Regions from separate parts of the Homo sapiens genome. Here region 1 is linked to region 2. The links are chromatin loops, found by intact Hi-C in ENCODE. Cell type or tissue: CD4-positive, alpha-beta T cell. All regions are shown on one strand.

Region 1 (5,000 bases), 900 kb after region 2:
ATTTATCAACTAAGATTTTTCCTTGAACATTTTTCTTCTCTCTCCCTCCGATAGCTTATCCAATCAAAATACCTCAATCTAAAAAAAAATTCTGGCCCCATCCACTATTCCCTTCCCTCTCTCCACTTTTTTCTTCTCACTCTCTCTCTTCTGCCTGTGTTCCCTTTTCTCTCTGAAACAGCTCATTCAATGCAAATACCTCAATCCTGATAATTCCCAGTTTCACAACCTACCTCCTACCCCTCGTACCTCACCCTTCTAACCCCAACTCTCACAAATTTCCAGCTACAGCTCAAAAGTACACCACAAATGCATGTGAAACCTTACTGGATTGATTAATCAATCCTCTCATCATCCTTTCCTAGTTATTCCAAGTTGGTTCATATCTAACTCCTCCTTCCTTACCCACAATGATATCCAAACACCATATCATCTACTTCTCAGATCCAAGCCTCCCTTCAAATCCCTTTGCAAAACTGTCATTTATCTCTGTAATCCTCTTTCCATGGAATATCACAATGGTTGTCACCTTCACTTGTCTGTCATAGCTCCAATATATTTTTTACATTTCTGCCAGAGCTATACAATCTATCAAGTCATGGATGGACTCCACAGTTGCCTGCCTTCAAAAGCTCCTCAGTGGCTACCACAGTCTAATCGCCTCAGCAAAGTATTTAAAAATCCACGACTTCCCTCCATAAAGTTCATGCTTGAGTCACATGAGAACACTAATTCCTTCTAGAGTCCTCATCTCAGTGGTCTTTAAGTTGGAACACCCTCTTTTTCACTGACTTTCCCTCACAAACAGAAATCTAAGCTATTCCTTCAAGATTCAGCTAGAAAATTAGCTCCTCTAAGTCTTCTTCCACCCCTAGTTAAATTGGTCCTCTTTCTATAATCCGACAATACTTTGTTAAATTTCTCACATAAGACAAGTCATTTTTGTTCACTGTATTGTTTGTTGTATTTACATAGCACTTTATTGCAATTTAATTTCATAGCAATTCTGTGAAGAAAGTATTATTTAGCCAATTTAACAGGGGAGGAAACAGGGAGAGAAGTAACTGGGTTAATACACACACACACATACACAGAGAAAGACATCTTTCATTCCAATCTCCTGACAATTAAGTTTTACATTTCTTAAGGGCAAAGACTCCAAGGAGCCTAGAAGAGTCCTTTCTACATAACAGATGCTTTGTAGGGTTGTGGTTTTTCTTGTTGTTTTGTTTTGTCTTTTGTTTTTATGGTGAAACAGAGTCTTGCCCTGTTGTCCAGGATGGAATGCAGAGGCAAAATCTTAGCTCACTACAGCCTCAGCCTTCCGGGCTCAAGCAATCCTCCCACCTTACCCTCCTGAGTAGTTGCTACTACAGGTGGACTCCACCATGCCTGGCTTATTTATTTATTTATTTATTGGCAGAGACGAGGTCTCACTATGTTGCCCAGGCTGGTCTCAAAGAATTGGGCTCAAACAATCCTCCTGCCTTAGCCTCTCAGGGATTACAGACGTGAGCCACTGCACCCAGCCTGCTTTGTGTTTTAAATATGTTTAAAACCACCCTGTTTTATCTGTCTAAACTCTTGAAGACATAGCTCAAAAGTCTCATTTTTAACTCTTCCAGCCCTTACTAATATTTCTGTAAACTATATCATATCACTTGGCATGTTGTTACAAATGTCATTTGATATATAAGCATGCCATTAATCGTATTAATGAGTTCATAAGCTTTAGAGGGCCAACATGCCTCATTCCACCGTGGTATCCTTTATACTCCCTAGCACATGGTTGTTGCTCAATAGTCCCCAATTTATCCCTTGTTCAAATCTCTAAGTCCTTTTTTTTTTTTTTTGCATGACATATATAGATTAACTGTGACTAAACTTTACTTCTGTAACAGTAAATATTACTTAACCCATTCCTGAAATATAAAGCTCATACACAGGTCAGGGAAAAAGTATTCTAAGTATCTGAATGGAGAAAAATCTAGAGTGACTATTTTAGATGACTGTAGAGGGCAGCAAAGCAACAGTAGTATCCTCAAAGAAAAACATGTATTTTTCTTAGGGAACTTCAAATTTGTTTTATATTTCAAGAGATGCTGTCAGGATTAAAGCTTTTGAAGGAAAAGGGGCTTTGGGGCATGCCAAATACAAATTTCACCAGCTACTTATATATTTAAACATTTTTACTATTAACTATAAATATAAAGAAAATATATCAATGCCCAGATCCTTTTACATGAAAAACAAGCTTGATAAACAATGCAGTTTCAAAATAGCCAACATAATTGCTGAGTACTTTAAGAATCCCGAAGTTGAAAATCTTTCCTCATTGAAAACGGCAAACATAATTTCTTAATTTTATTTTCTTAAATACAGAAAAGAATGTCAATAATCTAGATAGTCTTATTTCCTGCTAATTAGTATTACTAATTATAAACTTGATATGCCTTTTTGTTATTCAAAATCAGTCAACTGTAGGGTCTATACCAGTTTAAAAGAAAAAAATTATAAATCCTTTGGCACTGTACTAGTATACAACAATAAACAATGCAACACCTTGAAAAAGAACAGAAATTCCCTTACTGTTATTTCAATATTGAAGTTCACTCTGCTTTTAATATGAACTAGGCAGAAAAACTGCATCAAGATAATCATATAACCTCAGAAGTGTTTATAGGAATGGGGAAGCTACTATATAAGTTGACATTAAATACAACTGTATTATTTGCATGTTTCTCAAAGATTGTGTTGGCAGTAATTTTTTACTTCCTTTAAATTTAACAAGCAGAAATGCAGAGTTTTAGAGTGACTGCAGTAGCCATTAACATAAGCAGGCTTATGATTAAGTGAGAAATGCTGCTATCATGTTTTAGTCCTGTGCCCTTAAAGAGAAGTATAGAACTGTTAGCTATATGCCTTCTTCCACTTGATTCTCTTCCAAAAAATTAAAGGAATGGAGAAGGACTTTTTTATTTTGCATTTAAAATAAAGTAGGTATGGTATCTCTAAGCAGGTTTTAAAAACTAGGCAGTTTATTGTCAGGCTTAGTATTAAATTAAATGTATAGCCATGAATGATTATCTCTAAATCAAATTAGTAGGGAATCTGAGTCTATAATGAAAGGACATTTAAACATTTTTACTATTAACTACAAATATAATGAAAATATATCAATGCCCAGATCCTTTTACATGAAAAACAAGCTTGATAAACAATGCACAGTTTCAAAATAGCCACCATAATTGCTGAGTACTTTAAGAATCTAGCTACAACTAAATTAGAAATTTTATTAATAATCTTCAAAACTAGGGCCTAAGATTTTCAGTAATAGCAATCATGTCTATCATGAATAATTCACAGTTACTATATTAAACTGATTTTACTACAGTTTACCAATACTAGCATTTCATTAATATTTTTTTCTTCTGAATTGAAGCAACAGAAGAGTCAAGCACACTCCTGACATTATATATAATGTTCTCAGACACTTAGTTGGAGTCCTAGCCCTGCACAGTTTCACATTAGCATACTTCCATTACAAAATAGACTATCTTAAATTTACCCACTTCATTCATAAAACTCAGTTCCAGAGTCAGATGTGTCATACATGAAGTACGATACATCTCACAGAAGCAGCTTAAGCTAGACAGGTAAATAATATACAGCTGATTTTGAAATAACAAAGCAGAAGACTACTATTCTCATAGAAAGTCAATTCTGCAAACATCTCAAATTCAAAATGGGTGAGGCAATGGGAAATAGAACTGAAGAGAGGAAAAATAATTTTTTAAAAAGGAAAAATCAGTGGAGAACTATCTCAAGTAATATCTTTAAGTCTACCAACCTTTTCTAATCATCAAGAGTACAAATCTCTTTAAGAATATATTCCTATAGTGTATTCTGCATAACATAGCTTCTGCAACATAATATATATTACACCAAAGAATTTGTTTAGTTTGTTAAATGGGATATTTTACTGAAGAATTTCTTAGACCATTAATAAACTAATTCACATTGTTAACTTTCCATGAGGGGGTATATCATTAGCTTTTCCTATTCCCAAATGTATTAAAACATGGTACTTTTTCTTCCAAAAACCTACCTTCTGAGACTAGTGTTTCACAGAAACACTTTAACAAAGACTGTTTTAAGCCTGAAAGCATGAAAAAAATGAAAACAGAATTGCATGCTCACTGTATGCAAGAAGTGGTGAGGGAAGCCTTCCTGGAGAAAGTCAATCTTAAACCAAGCCCTTCAGAATTTGATTAGGTAGGAAGAGCAATGTCATTCTAGGCCTTATGGGTAAAGACCACAAAAGGGCATAACCCACTTTAGAGACAATTAAAGGTTCAGACTTGAACTATCCAAACTGGTAGCCACCAGGAACATCACACTTGAATACAAAGTGCATTAAATGTGGCTAGTCCAAATTGAAATGATCTATAAGTATAATATATCTACTGGATTTCAAAACATTACTATGAAAGAAAATGTAAAATATCTCAATTTTTAATAACAATTGCATGCTGAAATGATATTTTGGTTACATTGTGTTAAATAAAATAAGATTAATTTCACCTATTTCTTCTTCACTTTTTAAATGTGGCTTCAAGAAAACTTGAAATTACATGGCTTGCATTATAGTTCTATTAAAACGTGCTGGTTTGGACTAACCTTGATTTCGCCATCAAACTCTTGAAATAAATATGAGTGCCTACTACATGCCAAGCACATGGGAATACAAATAATGAACAAAACAGTGAAGCACATTTCTTTCAGAAGATTGATAATATTTGGTCAAATCATAAATGAAAATGCTATAATAAATAGCACTTGTCAAGAGAAAAAAGAATTATCTGATGTTGTCTTTCAAAATACAAATGTCCCAACCCTTGGACTCCACACCTCACCCGTCTTACAAAAATTGTTGATCTAGTAAGTCCATAGTGGGGCCCGGCCACATTGCTTCAAAAAAGATTCCCTAGTAACTATGA
Region 2 (5,000 bases):
GGGTCTCACTATGTTGCCCAGACTGGTCTCAAACTCCCAGGCTCAAGTGACCCTCCCACCTTGGCCTCCCATTGCTGAAATTACAGGTGTGAGCCACCATGCCTGGCCTTTCATCCCCTACTTTCTTGGGGGTCAGGGAAGAAACAGGTTTGGTCTGCCCTTGCAAAATTGTTTCAAAGGAGGACGTGCTGTGCCCTTTTTATTACTGACTCCCATCCACCCGCCCACCCATCCGCCTACCTCAACCAAGAAATCATGAGCCATGGTAACAACTCATAATTTTATTGTCAGCTGAGGTGGGTTCAATGAGCAGTTTCTTTAAAAACAACATATGATAGTATCGTTTTTGGAAAGAGATTTCTTATAGACCTATGCAATCACTTTGCGTTTTGTTGGTTTGGCTTTCTGTAAATGGTACACAGAGATTTTAGTGTAATTTAAGTACAACAGTACAATTGGTGAACTTCATAAGATTATCCTACTTCATCTTTTTCAAATTTTCCCCCATTATAAAATCTATACTTGCTCTTAAGAAACAAGTAGATATTTTTTTAAAAGAGTCATTTATAATCCCACCTCTTCTTTCCAAAGACACTAGTTTTGTGTACTTCCTTAGAGTCTTTGGACTAATACATTTTCTTTTTTTATATTAAATGAAGCCGTCCTCCACTTTGAAAACTTCTCAGTCTTGAGAAGAGAATCCATGTGTGCTGCTAAAGTTTTCCCCATTTTGTAATTAAGAAGTTGATTTTTTAAAGATGTAACTGAAGGCCTTAAAGTTATCCTTTTTACATAAAAGCTTGTTTCAAAGTATAGAGAAATATGCCAAATTTAAAACTTTTGGTAAGGACCAGTTATGCTGATCCACTCATGTTCATTTCCCATCTACTCAGCTGAGCACTAAAAAAAATTCTCACTATCCTCTTCCAGAAATCACCTCTTAAAACATAATTTCCCCGAGATGATTATAATTTATTTAATGTAAGTTCTAAGTAGACAGATTCATATAATTATATTCATAAATCATCTTTGAACATAAGGATTAATTCAAAGCCTGGTGCATAAGTGCTCAATGAATAAGTGCTAACTAGATGAAATAATATTATACTCTGGTTAATGAATTGACATACTACATTTTACTAGGAGTATTTGCATGTGTAACATGCCTTTTGGTTGCGCACAATTAAATGCAAGTTAATCTGATTATAAAAGTTTAAAAACTGGATACAAAAATCTCCATACAAAAGATCTCTGCCGTGACATTAATTACCACTCCAAGCACCATGCATCATCTGACAGCTACGTGGCAATGGTGTGAACCACACACAAAGCCAAAAAAATAAAAGGATCTAATTCAAAGACTATATATACATATAAGAGGTTCTCTGATTTTTAGCCCAAATTCTAGTTTCCTTTGTGCAATAATGATTATGGTTCTTTCACTGAGTGGGTGCAGCAAGAAAGCAGAACTAGAAATTAGGCTTATGAGGGCGTCTACACTTTTACAAAGAACATGCCTCGCATTGTTAGGTTCCCTAAACTCAAAGGAGAGTCAGTCTAAGCATTTTAGGAGTCACAATCTACAAATTCCTAGAAGTAACTAATAATAATGCATTAAATGCACATTTTAATTTTTTCTAGTGTTGGCCTTTAATGCAGGGGAGGCAGGTAAGGAGCAGGAGCTCTTTAAACTGCACAGTGTAAAACGCCAGCGAGGGCCCGGGGTGCCCAGAATGCCGCAGGGCCGCGGCAGAGCTCTCCTCACAGCCTTCACCAGAAGTCTACAAAGCGCCTAGAACTGGGGTGTTGAGAAAGGGGGAGGAGCATTTTTGAACCGGGCGCCAAAGACGCACTGCACAGGCACGGTAACTGACGGAACCCGAGGCGTTCGAAAGAACGCATCCTACTCCCGCCTTTCGGACACTGACCTGGGAGCCACCGTGGCGCCCGCTGAGGTATCCGTGCAAGCAGCACGCTGAGGCCACGGTGGGGACCGAAGGGGACGGCTGCCCAGCCCCAGCTCCGACAAGGTACCCAGGCCGCCACAGCTGCCAAGCGCGCAACCGCCATCTTCGTAGTTGTCCCCGCACCCTGCAGTGTCCCACTGAGGGACACGCTACGCAACGGAACCGAGGCTGCGCATGCGCTTCAGGCTGGAAGGCGGAACTTGCTAAAGAGCTCCCCGCAAGATTTTCAGCTTGCGAAGAGCGCACATGCGCAGAGCGTCGTGGCTCTTTCGTTTAGACTGTTGGTTCTACTAGTAGCGGGGTTTGGCTTGGGGCCTTTAAGATGTTTTGAGTGGCGTCGGGAGGCTGCCCTATCAGCGGGCTGATAGATACTACAGAGCTGGAAGCTCAGAAAGGAACCCTATCCAACGGTCCTAGATGGGAAACGTCTCCTGTCGAGGACACCAGGCTTGCTGCATCACCTGCAATCCCGCCGACCGCGTGACAGTTTTAACCTGTACTGGAAATGCTCCCAAGATCTGACATTAATCTCGCCTGTATAACCTGGAATGGTATCGGACATTCCCCGCTCTAGATCTATATGCCTGATTAACGAAATACTGAATTATCTTGGCCCCCTCCTCGTGCTATATGCGAAAATAAATTTCAGTAAAAAAAGATTTCAACGGAAGAATACAACTGAGAGGATTAAATAAATTTTAGGAGAATATTATATAATCCGGGGACAGAAGGGACTTTCTTAACCAAGATTTCAAAACCCCAACATCATAAATAAAAAATATATTTGTATACGAATTTAAACTTTTTGAATGGCAAAAGACACCTCAAGTTAAGAGCTTAGAAAAATGGATTTTGTAGCATAGATACATTAATACTTCTACTCAGCCTGCTCCTATAAATAAGAAATATAATTCAAATAAAATTGGCCAACAGCTATAAATAGGCAGCCCATATAAGGAAACATGATGCTCAAACTCACTAAATGAAAAACTGGAATTAAAAAAATAATGCCTTTTTCCCCCCATTCAGTTGGCAAAAAAGAAAAATAATTGGCAAGGATGCTAGACACTAGCACTTATGTATGATTGCTAGGAAGGTGAATTACTAAAATTTGTTGTGAAGTAATATGGCCACATCTATTACAATTTTAAAATATGCATCCATTCCAGTGCCTTTTAACGCAGTGGCACCAATTTGTGATTATCCTATAGAAAAACAACACTAGTTCTTAAGACTGCATATTATCTACTACACCGTTTTTAGAGGCAAAGAGAAGGAAAAAAATGGGAATGGCTAACAATAGAAAAATAGTTGAATAAATTGTAGTACAAGGGTTTCCGGACTCCAGCTCTAAATACCTTTCAAACTAATTCCTGGGGGCCTCAAGCATCAACCATGGAGTTTTACGTAGTAGTTTCCTATTTAAAAGTTATGGTGGCTTGTGTAATACTTTGAGTATATATAAGATAGTAAAGTAACTTTTATTATCCTGGTTATAAATTTGGGGGGCAGTAATTGGTACCAGAATTAAAGGCAAAGTTTGGATATAGTGAATCCAGCATGTCTTTGGAGTCGTGAGAACCTGGACTGTTGGAACAGTCTGGAACAGTTAGATAAATAAAGACTGAATAGATCTCTTTCTTGAGAGGTGGGATGCCTCTCTCTACTAAGGACATATAGTTAAGGACAGCAACTTGATTTCAGGACATACTCCAAAAGATGCTGAGCTATGTTGCCCGTTCTCCATTAGACCTGTTGTAGACTCTAAGGGACTAAATCACTAAGGTGATGCCTGATGCATGTCATTTCATCATCCCTTATATTTCTTTTTTGGGTTTTTGTGTGTGTGTGTGTGTATGTTTTAGACTGAGTCTCGCTCTTGTCACCCAGCCTGGAGTGCAATGGGGCGATCTCAGCTCACTGCAACCTCCACCTCCTGGGTTCAAGCGATTCTCCTGCTTCAGCCTCCTGAATAGCTGGGATTACAGGCACCGACCACCATGCCTGGTTAATTTTTGTATTTTTAGTAGAGATGGGGTTTCACCATGTTGGCCAGGCTGGTCTCGAACTCCTGACTGCAGGTGATCCACCCCCCTTGGCTTCCCAAAGTGCTGGAATTACAGGTGTGAGCCACCGCACCTGGCCCATCCCTTATATCTTAACAAACACTTCTCTCTGCATGTTTTGGATAATTGCAAATATTCTCAATCACTTCTCTCCCTTTTCTTCCCCTTTATTTTTGCAAGTCTTCTTGCATTTTACTTGCAGTAAGATGAAAAATCTGACTGGTCATAGTGGGAAAATCACTGCACAGAAAAGCAGAGAAACCCATGGATTGTTTTCTGTATTCACTCTTGTTGTCTAACAAATTAGAAAAAATTATGGCCAGTAGCAAGTACAGATGCTTTTACGGACAGTGATGAGCTTGAAGTAGACAAATTTGTTTCCACTCTGGGTACCTATTGTCAATGTTGACTTCATCAATATATAAAGGGGGCAAAGGGACATACTGCTGAGGGAAGCTTCTCTCTCTGAAATCTGCTGCCTTAGTTCAGGGGGACAAATGAGATGCCCCACCAAATAAAGCTTTATATCACATTTACATGATTTTTTTTTCGTGTAAGATAAGGATAAGTAAACACACTCCTTGCAATCCCCAGCAATAAATGTATCTGTGTAAACAGACAACAATATGATGTCAGAGTTTTTCAGGGTTCATTTCATTTTGTAAGCAATAGGATGTAACCAGAGATACTTCTATTGGAATACTTCAGTTTATACACTACAAATCATAATGTTAGCACACAACAAACTTTACATAGTTTCTACAACTGTCATTTGCGATTAATTCATCCTCCATCATACTACAGATAGGTAACTTCAAAATAAGAGATGAGTTTATTTTCAAATGTGAAATCATGTCAACATTTTAATCCAAACTCAATATATTTAACACACATATTTAAGAGGCTTACTACATCATGCAATTGGATTAGAACACCTTTACAATCCTATGAAGAGAGTACAGTGCAG

The links. Hi-C counts contacts between places; a loop is a spot of excess contacts. Peaks named below come from ENCODE experiments on the same cell type or tissue, not always from the same donor. Only the 100,000 strongest peaks of a DNase experiment are listed, where the experiment ranks them.
Region 1: a loop joins it to region 2, with 4 times the contacts of the local background. A loop is called at or near these places in 7 of 110 quality-filtered maps.

What each region holds. Positions count from the first base shown.
Region 1 is chr3:111,077,532-111,082,531 of GRCh38, reverse strand. All of the region lies in intron 1 of NECTIN3 (nectin cell adhesion molecule 3), which reads right to left. Among named protein-coding and RNA genes, the nearest start is that of NECTIN3, 8.2 kb to the right of the region's middle. In CD4-positive, alpha-beta T cell, a CTCF peak has its summit at 2,027 (motif pointing right); a DNase peak (open chromatin) is centred at 2,021.
Region 2 is chr3:111,976,132-111,981,131 of GRCh38, reverse strand. PHLDB2 (pleckstrin homology like domain family B member 2) reads right to left here. Exons shown (of 18, transcript NM_001134438.2): 18 at 4,615-5,000. It overlaps ABHD10 (abhydrolase domain containing 10, depalmitoylase), which reads right to left and starts at 2,106. Exons shown (of 5, transcript NM_018394.4): 1 at 1,929-2,106. The coding sequence starts at 2,070. RefSeq lists enhancers at 1,867-1,916, 1,937-1,986, 1,997-2,046, 1,905-2,464. In CD4-positive, alpha-beta T cell, no CTCF peak of the experiment used is centred here; DNase peaks (open chromatin) are centred at 1,341 and 2,161; H3K4me3 peaks cover 2,012 bases; H3K27ac peaks cover 1,148 bases.